Regions from separate parts of the Homo sapiens genome. Here region 2 is linked to region 1. The links are chromatin contacts, found by Hi-C or POLR2A ChIA-PET in ENCODE. All regions are on one chromosome and are shown on one strand. Each heading gives the region's core, a stretch centred on a gene start or an enhancer-like site at or near the end of the contact. The rest is flanking DNA. Distances are from core to core; before and after follow the strand shown.

What was found. A loop is a pair of places that touch in the nucleus more often than their neighbours do. ChIA-PET counts read pairs that join two places held with the same protein, here RNA polymerase II (POLR2A). Pooled maps may share reads with other maps.
Region 2: a pooled map shows a loop between it and region 1 (2.1-fold over the local background). The contact joins two enhancer-like sites. A Hi-C loop is called at or near these places in 1 of 37 single-sample maps with no recorded cell type and 2 of 50 pooled maps. POLR2A ChIA-PET finds 5 or more read pairs at or near these places in 1 of 52 experiments (OCI-LY7).

What each region holds. Positions count from the first base shown.
Region 1 is chr7:6,725,192-6,731,378 of GRCh38, reverse strand. No RefSeq gene overlaps it. Among named protein-coding and RNA genes, the nearest start is that of ZNF12, 21 kb to the right of the region's middle. RefSeq lists silencers at 799-848, 1,259-1,368 and enhancers at 1,519-1,728, 1,780-2,755, 5,263-5,312. Within about 2 kb of position 1,623, at least 39 of the 41 ENCODE cell types and tissues checked have a DNase peak (open chromatin) inside an H3K27ac peak, as active enhancers do.
Region 2 is chr7:7,145,176-7,151,916 of GRCh38, reverse strand. No RefSeq gene overlaps it. Among named protein-coding and RNA genes, the nearest start is that of C1GALT1, 34 kb to the left of the region's middle. RefSeq lists a cis regulatory region at 2,651-3,128. Within about 2 kb of position 2,621, at least 3 of the 41 ENCODE cell types and tissues checked have a DNase peak (open chromatin) inside an H3K27ac peak, as active enhancers do.

The DNA.
Region 1 (6,187 bases), core at 374-2,873:
CTTCTTTTACAAATAGTCTGCCATCATCAAATACAACCCGCAAAAAGAAAAAAAAAATTCCCATTATACGGCTCATGTTTTTTGTGGTTTGTTTGTTTGTTGAGACAGGGTCTCAATCTGCCACCCAGGCTGGAGTGCAGTGGTACATTCACAGCTCACTGCAGCCTCCACCTCCTGGGCTCCATTGATCTTCCCACCTCAGCCTCCTGAGTAGTTGGGACCACAGGTGCATCCCAGCATGCCTGGCTACTTTTGTATTTTTTGTAGAGTCAGGGTCTCCCTATGTTGCCTAGGCTGTTCTTTAACTCCTGGTCTCAAGGGATACTCTTGCTGTAGCCCGGCAAAGTGCTGGGATTACAGGTGTGAGCCACTGCATCCGGCCCGCATTTTCTTATTGTCTCTTTAAACTGCTTAAAATCAAAGAAACCATAGGAATTGAGTATGTGAGCTCTCAGAAATGAAATGAATGTGTATAAAATATGGTTTTGTTTCTAAATTATCTAACTGAACTTGGTTATTGCTGCACCTAATAACCTTCTACTAAGAAAACTAGGATACGGGAGAAAGAACACTGGCCTGGGAGATAAGACTCCTGAGTTCTACTATGAGCAACTCTACCCACAAAGCCAGTGACCCGGTCAAGTCACCCACCTGCTAAGGCCCAGTCTCTTCCCCTAGCAACTGAGGCAGCAAGAGAGAATCCCTGCAGACTGTTCCTGCATTACTACCAGTCTCCAGGGCAGATCTAAGGGGGGAATCAGCAGACACTTAAATGAGAGAACAGAGATGCTGACGGACGTTTAGAGGCGGTCGAAATCTGGAGCACGGAAAGGAGGAGGAAGGGCTGTTAGGGGTTAGTGGGGAGTGGAGACGACGTCTGCAGCTGAGGCTGGTGATACCCTCCACGCCCCCGTAAGCCTCGTCCTCCCAGATATTCCCGTGCAGCGCCTCAAGGCCAAACACACGCCTCTCCTGCAAGCGATCGGACCCTCCCCCGCCTCATACTCTAAGGTCCCGAACATACGGTGACTTCACCCAGGCCTTTCTCGCTCCGGGCCCGAAAACCCAAAGACTTACCCTCCTGGGGCTCCCCAGAGGCCGGGGCGGGGCTGCTGTCGCTGGCGCGCGTCTGCTCGCGAGGTCCCCTCTTGTCCACCTCACCAAGGCTGTTCTGCTCCTGAGGGGCCCGGGCCGGGCCTACGGGGCAAATCCAGGAGGGTGTCCTTCCCGGGGCCCAGATCCGCCTCCCTGGGACTCACCGTACAGCGGCGGCCTGGGCCAGGCCCCCAGGACACACACGGGCCAGGCCCGGTTCCCGCCGCCCCTTCGCCTCCGCCTCCGCTGCCACCTTCGCCACCTCCCGCCCGGTTCCCCTGGCCGCAGGGCCGCCGGCTCAGGGGCTCACGCTCGGGGGTCCCCGCTCAAGCCTCCACCCGGCCCGTGCGAACCCTGGCCCACATAGCTCCGCGCCCGCCTAGGTGCTGGCCTAGGCGCTCAGCGTCCAGCCCCGCAGGCTCAGCGATTCTCGTCCACTGGGGGCCAAAGCCTGGGAACTAGAGCAAGCGGTGACCTGAGGACACACAGGAAGCGATGGCAGTGCGGCGGCAGCGCGCATGTGCGAACACGCACCCAGGGAGAGGCGCACACGCGCAGGAGTTCACCGGAAGTCCGCCTCCCAGGGCCCACCGTTGGTCCCAGGACAAGGGCCGGACTCTATTTCCCATGAGCCTACCAGCGCCCCCCAACTTTAGGGGCCATTTCAAATGTCTCTACCCCGTCTAAAGGTTAAGAAGCCCCAGGCTATATGAGCTTCGGCAGCCCTGATCCCCGGACTGAACTTCGCATTTGTCTTTATTCCCTTTTAGGGTCAAGTCCAGGGCTGCAGTGACTGGGTCCTGGAGCCCAAGGCCTCCAGGTTAGAACCGAGTTTCCCATAACGAGAAGGAAAGGAAAGGGTGTATCGTGGTCACTGCGCTGAAATGCTAAGAGAAGTTTCACTCAAATACTAGGACAGGATAAATGCCCAGCGATGCTTTCCAAGGAAGAGAAAGAAAATAGAATTTGTGGCCGGGCGCGGTGGCTCACGCCTGTAATCCCAGGACTTTGGGAGGCCGAGGAGGGCAGCTCGCGAGGTCAAGAGATAGAGACCATCCTCGCCAACATGGTGAAACCCCGTCTCTACTAAAAATACGAAAATTAGCTGGGCGTGGTGGCGCGTGCCTGTAATCCCAGCTACTCCGGAGGCTGAGGCAAGAGAATCGCTTGAACCCGGGAGGCGGAGGTTCCAGTGAGCCGAGCTCGCGCCCCTGCACTCCAGCCTGGCGACGGAGCGAGACTCTGTAGCTTTTCTAGATCACACAGCAAATGCCTAAAAACTGTAGAGAAATCAGGAAATACACAAATCGAACAAAGAAAAGATACCTGTGATTTCACCTTCCCCAGGAGGATTATGTTTAGGGTTAGGTTATGTTGACCAAAAAGACTCAAAGTTTGTAAAGAGTTTTATTCTGGGCCTCCTATTTGAGTGACCATGGCTGGTGACACAGCCTCAGGGGGTCCTGAGAACGTGAGCCCAAAGTGGTTGGGTTACAGCTTGGTTTTATACATCTTAGGGAGACAGCAGTTACAGGCAAAGACATAAATCAATACATGGGATGTACACATTGGGTCAGCCTGGAAAGGCTTTCAGGTCACTAGCAGATTCAAAGATTGGCAGTTGATTCAGAGTTAAGTGTTGGCTGAACAGTTGGAAGATGACGTAAAGAAATGGGCCATTGCGGTGGCTCTTGCCTGTAATCCCAGCATTTTGGGAGGGTGACCTGGGAGGATCCCTTGAGGCCAGGAGTTCAAGGACAGCCTGGGCAACACAGCAAGACCCCCATCTCTACAAAAAAAAAAAAAAAAATTATCCAGGTGTGGTGGTGCATGCCTGTAGTCTCAGCTACTTAGGAGGCTGAGATGGGAGGATCGCTTGAGCCTGGGAAGTTGAGGCTACAGTGAGCCATGATGGTGCCACTGCACTCCAGTTTGGGCAACAGAGAAGAAAAGAAAGAGAGAGAGAGGAAGGGAGGAAGGAAGGGAGGGAGGGAGGGAGGGAAAAGAAAGAGGGAGGGAAAGAAAAGAAAAGAAAAGCTTGAGTTAAGATAAGGGGCATTGTGGAAACCAAGGTTCTTGTTATGTAGATGAAGCCTCAGAACAGGCTTCAGAGAGAATAGATGATAAATATCTCTTATTGGATCTTAAAAGGTGTCAGAATCTCGAGAAAAGACCTGGATTCTTTTCTGTAAGGGAAGGAGATTCTCTACAGAATGCAAATTTCCCCCAAAGAGATGGCTTTGCAGGACTATTTTAAAGTGTGACAAAGAAAATATATTATGGGGTAAAATACTATGATTTCCTTCAGGGACTGCTATCTGTCACGTGATGCTATATCAGAGTCTGGTTGGAGTTGGGTATCTTACTGACACAAAGAGCCTGTTCTGTCAGTCTTATGATCTGTAGTCTAGTGTTAATGTTGGTCAGCTGTGCCTAAACTCTGAAGGGAGGAGAGTATGACAAGGCATGTCCGACCCCCTCCTTCCCGTCATGACCTGAATTAGTTCTTCATGTTTATTTTGGATCCTGCTGGCCAACAGGGGAGTCCACTCAACAGCTGTGGAGGCTTAGAATTTTATTTTTGCTTTACAATTAAAATGTCAGTTTTCAAAAATGGGATATAAGGACAATGATTCATCACAACTTTTTGGTGAAATCTAACAGTGTTCTTGCCCAGTTGTTTCATAAAAACTGGTAAGGAAAAGACTAAAAATAAATTCTTCTGAGGCCAGGAACAGTGGCTCATGCCTGTAATCCCAGCAGTTTGGGAGGCCGAAGTGGGTGGATCATGAGGTCAGGATATTAAGAACATCCTGGCCAACATGGTGAAACCCCGTCTCTACTAAAACACAAAAAATTAGCTGGGTGTGGTGGTGCGCGCCTGTAGTTCCAGCTACTTGGGAGGCTGAGGCAGGGGAATCACTTGAACCCGGGAGGTGGAGATTGCAGTGAGCTGAGATCACGCCACTGCACTCCAGCCTGGCAACAGAGCAAGACTCCATCTCAAAATAAATAAATAAATTATTCTGTTAACCTAGAATATTCTCTCCACAAATTCAGAAAATAAAGAAAACAATTTTATCATTGAATAAGCATTAAACCAGACTGTGATGCCCATCACAGGTGATCCATTAATGAGATGCAAAGAGAAATAAAGCCTCTTTTTTTTTTTTTTTTTTTGAGACAGAGTCTTGCTCTGTTGCCCAGGCTGGAGTGCAGTGGTGCGATGTCGGCTCACTGGAACCTCTGTCTCCCCAGTTTAAGCAATTCTCCTGCCTCAGCCTCCCAAGTAACTGGGACTACAGGTGCATGCCACCACGCCTGGCTAATTTTTTGTATTTTTAGTAGAGACGGGGTTTCGTCATGTTAGCTAGGATGGTCTCGAAATCCTGACCTCATAATTTGCCCGCCTCGGCCTCCCAAAGTGCTGGGATTATAGGCATGAGCCATGGCGCCTGGTCAAAGCCTCCTTTTTGTATAGCCTGGCAGATACAATCCATTGCATACATGCTCTCAAGATAAACAGTAACTCATCCTCATGTAAAAGGACTTGCTATGCTTTTTTTTTTTTTTTTTTTTGTTTTGAGACAAGGTCTCATTCTGTCATCCAGGCTGGAGTGTAGTGGTGTGATCTTGGCTCACTGTAACCTCCACCTCCTGGGTTCAAGTGATTCTCGTGCCTAAGCCTCTGGAGTAGCTGGAATTACAGACATGTGCCATCATGCCCAGCTAATATTTGTATTTTAGCAGAGACAGAGTTTCGCCATATTGGCCAGGCTAGACTCAAACTCCTTTCAATTTCTGTGTGGCTTCAAGTGATCCGCCCATCTCGGCCTCCCCCAGAGTGCTGGGATTACAGGTGTGAGCCACTGCGCCTGGCCTGCTATGCATTCTTAAACACTCATCCTAAATTCACCTGGAAATCAAGGTGGCCACCCATGCTAGTTAATTACCTGTATCAGATAAAAAAAAATTAAACTTCTCATATCTCCTTGACAAGCAGGTAGTAACAGCTCAAGGTGCCTAGGCTAAACTCCCTAGGCAACAGGAAGATAGGGACACTATTTTCCTCGAGGTTTACATTTCAAAGACAAGACTGTCAGGCTCTTAAGAAAAAAATTCCTGGGTTGTGGCCCGGCAGGGTGACTCACACCGGTAATCCCAGCACTTTGGGAGCCCGAGGCGGGTGGATCACCTGAGGTCAGGAGTTCAAGACCAGCCAGACCAACAAGGTGAAATCCCATCTCTACTAAAAATACAAAAATTAGCCAGGCGTGGTGGCAAGTTCCTGTAGTCTCAGCTACTCAGGAGGTTGAGACCTGAGAATAGCTTGAACCCAGGAAGTGGAGGTTGCAGTGAGCCGAGATCATACCACTGCACTCCAGCCTGGGTGACAGAGCGAGATTCTGTCTCAAAAAAAAAAAAAAAAAAAAAAAAATTCCCGGGTTGTAGTGTTGGCAAGAAGTTCATTTACCTTTTTAAAAGATTTAGATACATGTCAAAGGCACAAAAGTTATTTATATTACAATGTTTATCAGGAAATACTCTTTAAAAAGGAGAGGAGAAAAGGTTAATTTACCTTTTGGCAAATAAGACAAATTTAATTTTTTTTTTTTTTTTTTTTAGAAAATCCGTACAGTGAGGGCTGGCCACGGTGGCTCACATCATCTGTAGTCCCAGCACTTTGGGAGGCCAAGGCAGGCGGATTGCTTCAGGCCAGGAGTTCAAGACCAGCCTGGGCAACATGGGAAAACCCCATCTCTACTACAAATACAAAAATTAGCTGGGCATGGTAGTGTGCGCCTATTGTCCCAGCTACTCTGGAGGCTGAGGCACGAGAACTGCTCGAACATGGGAGGCAGAGGTTGCAGTGAGCCAAGATTGAGCCACTACAATCCAGTCTGGGCGACAAGAGCGAAACTCTGTCTCAAAAAACAAAAAAAAATAAAAAACAAAAACAAACAGCCCCTTTTCCATCTCCCCACCACAGAGCTGTCTGCAGTAATTTCATTCGCTTATTTCCTCAGGGTTTACTGGGTTTCTGGTTTCCAGAAGGGGAAGTTCTCTTCAAGGTACAGAAACCATGACTCCG
Region 2 (6,741 bases), core at 1,372-3,871, 420 kb before region 1:
TTCTTTAGGAAATTGGAATCTATAATGTAGCAGTTGAGAGTTCTGGGGCCAAATTCCTCTGCAGGCCTCCTTAAGAACATATACCTTGGGGGGATATTGTGATCAAATTATGTAATGTTTGCAAAGTGCTTAACATAGTTGTTGAGAAGTTTCAATAAGTGTTAGCTCTGTTGCTCCTATGGTTGTTGATATTATTATCATTACTATTATCTCATGAAAGAGATATAAATGCCCCATTTATCCCATATCCTGACTTCCCTTGGGTATTTATATAATAGCTTTCGTCACTGTCAAATTTCACCCACTTACAGGTGATTGGCTTTTCCGTTTATACCACTCTATTTCTCTTGGTGTTAAAAACCCCACCCTTTTTTTCAGGGGTTTTTTTTTGAAAGGGAGAGTGTCCAGTGACGGCCCACTTCCTCTTGGAACACTGGTTAACATCTTTTTGACAGATTTTTGGACTGTCTTCTTGGCTTTGTATTCTGGTTCAGTGGCTACCAGCCACTGTATGTATATACATATGCTGTATGTGTGTATATATATATACACACACACACATATATATACATATATAAAATATGTATATATACATGTATATATATGTGTATATATGTATATATATATAATTATTGTTGTTTTTGTCATTAAATATCTTTGGCTTTTGGCTCTGCAGCCCAAAGTTCAGTCCTGTTCTACCCTGCATTCTGGCTTCCACAATCATTGCCTGCATTTCACTTATCAGGACTTGTTTAATTAGGATCAGAAAAGAGGCTGGGTCATTAAGTAGAATAAACAAGGGTTTTGGAGTTATACAGACCTGGGTTCAAATCCCATACTAGTGATTGCTGGTTTTGTAACTTGAATCTGTTACAAGATCTCTCTGTGAGGCAATTTTATTAGTAGTAAAATGGATAAGATAATGCCCATCTCAGCAGGGTTTGTTGATGATGAAATATTAATAGCATAATGGATATGTGTGGCATAAATACCCCTCAATGTTAGTTTTAACTTATGTTTTATGTATTTAAATTTGAATATGCTTAAATTTACACCTTTCCTTCCTTCAGGAACTATTAAATATAATTCAAAGGAAATACAGTTCCTTAAAAAACTATATTTAAATTTGTATGGGTTTATACCTTTCTTTCCTTCCTTTGAATTATTGCAGATCAAAGATTGCAACAGAAATATGCATGACAGTGATTTCAAATTTCTTTTCCAGCCACATTTGAATAGCAAAGATTATCATTTTCTAGCTAATATATCACCATTATGTAGGTGAGTCTCTGTTACCTTGTTTTTTACCACTCCTCAGGCAATTGCTTTTCTTGGAACCATTTGTTTCCATGTACTTGACCTTGGCTTACTTTCCGGCTTTATTACTTATCGTAACTATTAGTTTGTTTTATTACCTTTAATTAAGTTGTATTAGGCACCTGTAAATGGTGATGACCTTGTTTTTTGGTGGGCCAAGTTTCACCTTTACTGATTGAGGCAATTCAGTCCATTCATTTTGCCCTTTATGGCACTTCTGTCTCCATATTTCTCTCAGAAGAAATGCCAATTAAAAATATATTTTAGTAAAATGAGCATTTTAATTAGCATATATATTTTTAAAGTAGAAATTATTGGCTGGGCATGGTAGCTCACACCTGTAATCCCAGCACTTTGGGAGGCCAAGGTGGGTGGATCATGAGGTCAGGAGTTCGAGACCAGCCTGACCAACATGGTGAAACCCCATCTCTACTAAAAATACAAAAATTAGCCCAGCATGGTGGCATGCGCCTGTAATTGCAGCTACTCAGGAGGCTGAGGCAGAAGAATCACTTGAACCCGGGAGGCAGAGGTTGCAGTGAGCAGAGATCGTGCCACTGTATTCCAGCTTGGGTGACAGAGCAAGACTCTGTCTCAAAAAATAAAAGTAGAAATTATTGATTCTTTAGTTAGTAAAAAGCTCATTTATCTTGTAGCCTTCAACTAACTTTTGTGTTTAAGAAACCAACATGTAGGCTGGAAGGAGTGGCTCATACCAGTAACCCCAGTCCTTTGGGAGGCTGAGGCAGGAGGATCACTTGAGCCCAGGAGTTCAAGACCAGCCTGGGTAACAAAGTAAGGCCCCATCCCTGCTAAGAAAAAATTAAAATTTTTATTTTAAAATTTAAAATTTAAATTTACAATGCCAATTTAAAATTTAAAATGCCAGTTAAAATAATTTTAAAATATTTAAAAAAGAAGCCAACCTGCTAGATTTGTCACATAAGCCTCCATATACTCCTGTGATATAGCTATATAATTTGATTGATTAAACATGGCTTCCTGATCATCTCATAGGCCCTTGGTCAAAAACAAATCTTCCCTCATTATTATTTATTTAAAAACTGGATTCAATGATTTTATTTTGACTTCTAGCACTGTTTCAATTTCCTCCAGTATTCAAATAACAGGATTAGCAAGGTGGTGACCTGCTACAGAAGGGAGGGGCTGGTGACTGTAAGAGACTAATGGTAGGCATTTGCGCCCATGTGCGCACATACACGCACGCACACACACACACAGTACAGGTATTGAGATAGGATAAAAGAAGGTCTTTGTTCTTTAGAGTTTCTTAATTCCAGAGCCTTTTACCCTCCATGTAGGATAAACTGGCTTTTCTAAGTTCTGGGAGCTTTCTCAAAGGTAGTGGAATTCTGTTTTCGGAGAAACGGGAGAACTTTTTGTGCCCAAGGGTCTAAAGGAGAGGGGGTGGGGTCCTGGGGATTCGCATGAGGCCCAGGAAGTGTCAGGATCTGGGTACAATGAAAAGAACTCTTGTGAGTGAGTATTACTTCATACCCCATGTGATGGCCAGATAAGGAGGCCTACCCAGCCCTGTGTTCCTGAGGCTGCTTGTGGGAGTGGAGAGATGTCACCCCATCAGGCAGGCTGCCATTCTGGTCTCCTTCACCTCCCAGGCATTCCAGGAGGAGAATTCTGAGCAGTTGTATGTTTTCTTGTCAGGTTCTTTAATTCCACTTGTCTTAAGGACCTGTCACACCCTAGCCTACTCACCAGCAAACACACTGGAGACTCATGCTCACCAGAGACTACTGACAGCTGTGGTAATCATGCAATGCAGATCTCTTGAGTACTTAATACAGTCTTTTCTCAGTATTTGAGGGGGATTGGTTCTAGAACCACTGCAGGATACCAAAATTTCTAGATGCTCAAGACCCTTATATAAAATGGCATAGTATTTGCATGTAACCCTCATACATCCTCCTGTATATTTTAAATAATCTCTATATTACTTGTAATACCTAGTGCAATGTAAATGCTATGTAAATAATTATAATACTATATTTACATTATTTTTATTGTACTGTTATTTTGAACTTTTTCCTTAATATTTTTAATCATGGTTGGTAGAATTCATGGATGTGGAACCCACAGATACAGAAGATTAGCTGTATAGGCCAGGCTTTTGATCTGGGGTTAGACCTTTGAAGCAGGAGAACAAAAATTCCTTCCTTTATAAAGCTTAAATTTTGGTGGGTGGGGAGAGTAACACCATAAACAATCACGAGGTCAGATAGTGATAAGTGCAATGGAGAAAAAAAAAAAAGCAGAGAGTGCTGCAAGCAGGAGCTGTAATGTTAAATAGGGTGGTCACTGAGAAATGCACATTTGAAGAAAAACCTAAAAGAGGTTACAAAGAAAAACATGTGACCATCTCAGGGACAAGCATTTATAGCAGAGGGAGTAACAAGTTCAAAGGCCCAGAGGGGCCTATATCCTGTATTTTGGGAGAACAGTGAGATAAGTGAGGCTGAAGATGCATGAAGGAAGAAGAGATTTGAAATAGGTGAAGTACCTGAGAATCATGTAGGGCCTTGTAGGCCTGTGAAAGGACTTCAACTTTGCACTGAGTGAGATGAGGAGACATTGGAGGGTTTTGAGCTGAGGGGTGACATGATCTGACTCTCTTTGTGGTGGGGCAAAATCAGAAGCAATGATATCAATTGGGAGGCTATCGCAAAAGGTAATATAACTTGGACTAGGTTGGCTCCAAAGGAAGGGATGAGAAGTCATTGACTTCTGGATATATTTTGAGGGCACAGTCATCAGCATTTGCTGATAGATCAAATGTGGGGTATATGAGAGCAGGAGGCGTCAAAGATGATTCCAAGCTTTTGACCTACACAACTGGAGAGATTTTATTTATTACTGAGATGGGGGAACTTAGAAAGGAACATATTTCAGGAAAGATTACAAATTTGTTTTAGGCACATTAAGTTGAGATGCCTATTAGACATGCAGTTGAAGATGTCAAGTGGGTAGATGAATTTGTAAATATGGGGTTCACAAGAGAAGCCTATGCTAGAAACATAAACTGAGGAGTCATCAGTGAATAGATGGTATTTAAAGCCATATGTAGTACTAAATCCACATATGGGACTTTGGGGCAGAGTAGAGCACACTGGTACATATCAGACTGAGGATAACAGGGTGAGGGCACTCATCTGACATTAATGCTGCTTCAGTCCAAATACTGTAATGAAATTCGAATACTTCCTATAAGAAATTCTTAATGACAATTGTACTACTCATTAGAATCTCAGTTTTCACCAGGGATGATCCAAATGCCCAAGGGGACTAAAAAATAATACTGAATATGATTAAAGGAGAGGAGATAAACTCTTTGCAATGATAACAGGAGTTTGTGCAGAATCTCAGTGCAGGCTTGATGGAGAATCCAGTAGGTTCTGTGGGCCCCATGTGAACCAGAATGAGGGTGTAAACTGCTGCCCGCAATAGTAATTATCCACGACATAGAACCCATGAGGAACAGTTCTCAGAATACTCACTGCCACAGCCAATCTCCAGGTCCAAAGAAGAGGGAAGTGGTGGTCTATGATATATGTGGTCAACCCAGCCTCTTCCTACTCAAAAGAACCAGCATGATGTACCTCAAAAAGATCTTTCCAACTGGTTCCCACTGATGCCAAGAATACGATTGCTTTGTAAATTTGACCATAAGGTTGAGGAAGATGCTTACAATTGGTTATTAGCATGGACTTAAATGTGTGGTTTGCCTGTCAGTTGTTCTTAGAAAAGCATTTGTAAAATTGTAAACTAGCTACAGGCCAGGCCAATGAGGAAAGTCATTGAGGTACCCTACCTGCATCAGTAAGAGAGCAATGTAATTTTATTAAGGTGATTTGGGCTTATGTTATCAAGCTACAAGACATTTTTAATCAAAGGAACTTTTTAAGCAAACAGCCTTCTTTTGGATAATGGTAATACGTCCTGGGTTCAGAGTCACTGATTGCTTTCATATATGTAGCTAAAACATTTCCTATAAGAGTTGATAATGTAGTTGATACAAAAGAAAAATGAAAGACTTTTGATAAAGAAAGATAAAAATGTGTATGATTTGTCATTGTTGCCATTGAGCCTACCATTCAGGCAGGTAAAGCAGCTCAGATAGGCAGCATCTTTAATGGCCCACAATGCAAACTGCAAAACCTTCTCAGCAGAAAACAATTAGCTCATGTCAAAAGAAAAAAGTACAATCAATTTAGATAAAGATCTTAACTGAGATATTTATTGGTTTAACTGGCTTCATTTGCAATTCTAGAATAGGACGACACTTCGTTCCATAAAATAAGTGTTCCACTGAGATGTGCAGAAGGGTTTGGTTTTACACACAGAAAGGGATGAAGAAAACAGAAACAAAGAACAAAATGCAGTCATTTTAAAGTTACTTTTATTATAAGACAGGAATAGGGAGACAGAAAAATAGAAATATAACTGACTGACATCAGCTTACTGCAGGCGACTTTTTTTTTTTTTGAGACCAAGGCTTTGTCACCCAGGCTGGAGAGCAGTGGCACGATCTTGGCTCACTGCAAGCTCTGCCTCCTGGGTTCACGCCATTCTGCTGCCTCAGCCTCCCAAGTAGCTGGGACTACAGGCGCCTGCCAGCACGCCTAGCTAATTTTTTTTGTATTTTTAGTAGAGATGGAGTTTCACCGTGTTAGCCAGGATGGTCTCGATCTCCTGACCTCGTGATCCACCTGCCTCAGCCTGCCAAAGTGCTGGGATTACAGGTGTGAGCCACCGCACCTGGCTGCAGGTGACTTTTTGTTGTGAAGATTAAAACAGAGGGAACGTCAGGAAAACATTGAAGATGGCTGAATAGGAACAGCTCCAGTCTGCAACTCCCGGCATGATTGTTGCAGAAGATGGGTGATTTCTGCATTTCCAACTGAGGTACCTGGTTCATCTCACTGGGACTGGTTGGACAGTGGGTGCAGCCCACAGAGGCGAGCCGAAGCAGAGCGGGGCATCACCTCACCTGGGAAGCACAAGGGGTTGGGGGATTTCCCTTTCCTAGCCAAGGGAAGCCGTGACAGACTCTACCGGGAAAATTGGACACTGCCACCCAAATACTGCACTTTTCCAATGGTCTTAGCAAATGGCACACCAGGAGATTATATCCTGTGCCTGGTTCAGTGGGTCCCACACCCACAGAGCCTTGCTCACTGCTAGCACAGCAGTCTGAGATGAAACTGCAAGGAGGCAGCCTGGCTGGGGGAGGGGCAGCCACCATTGCTGAGGATTGAATAGGTAAACAAAGCAGCTGGAAAGCTCGAACTGGGTGGAGCCCACTGCAGCTCAACAAGGCCTACCTGCCTCTGTAGACTCCACCTCTGGGGCAGGGCATAGCTGAAAAAAAGACAGCAGAAACTTCTGCAG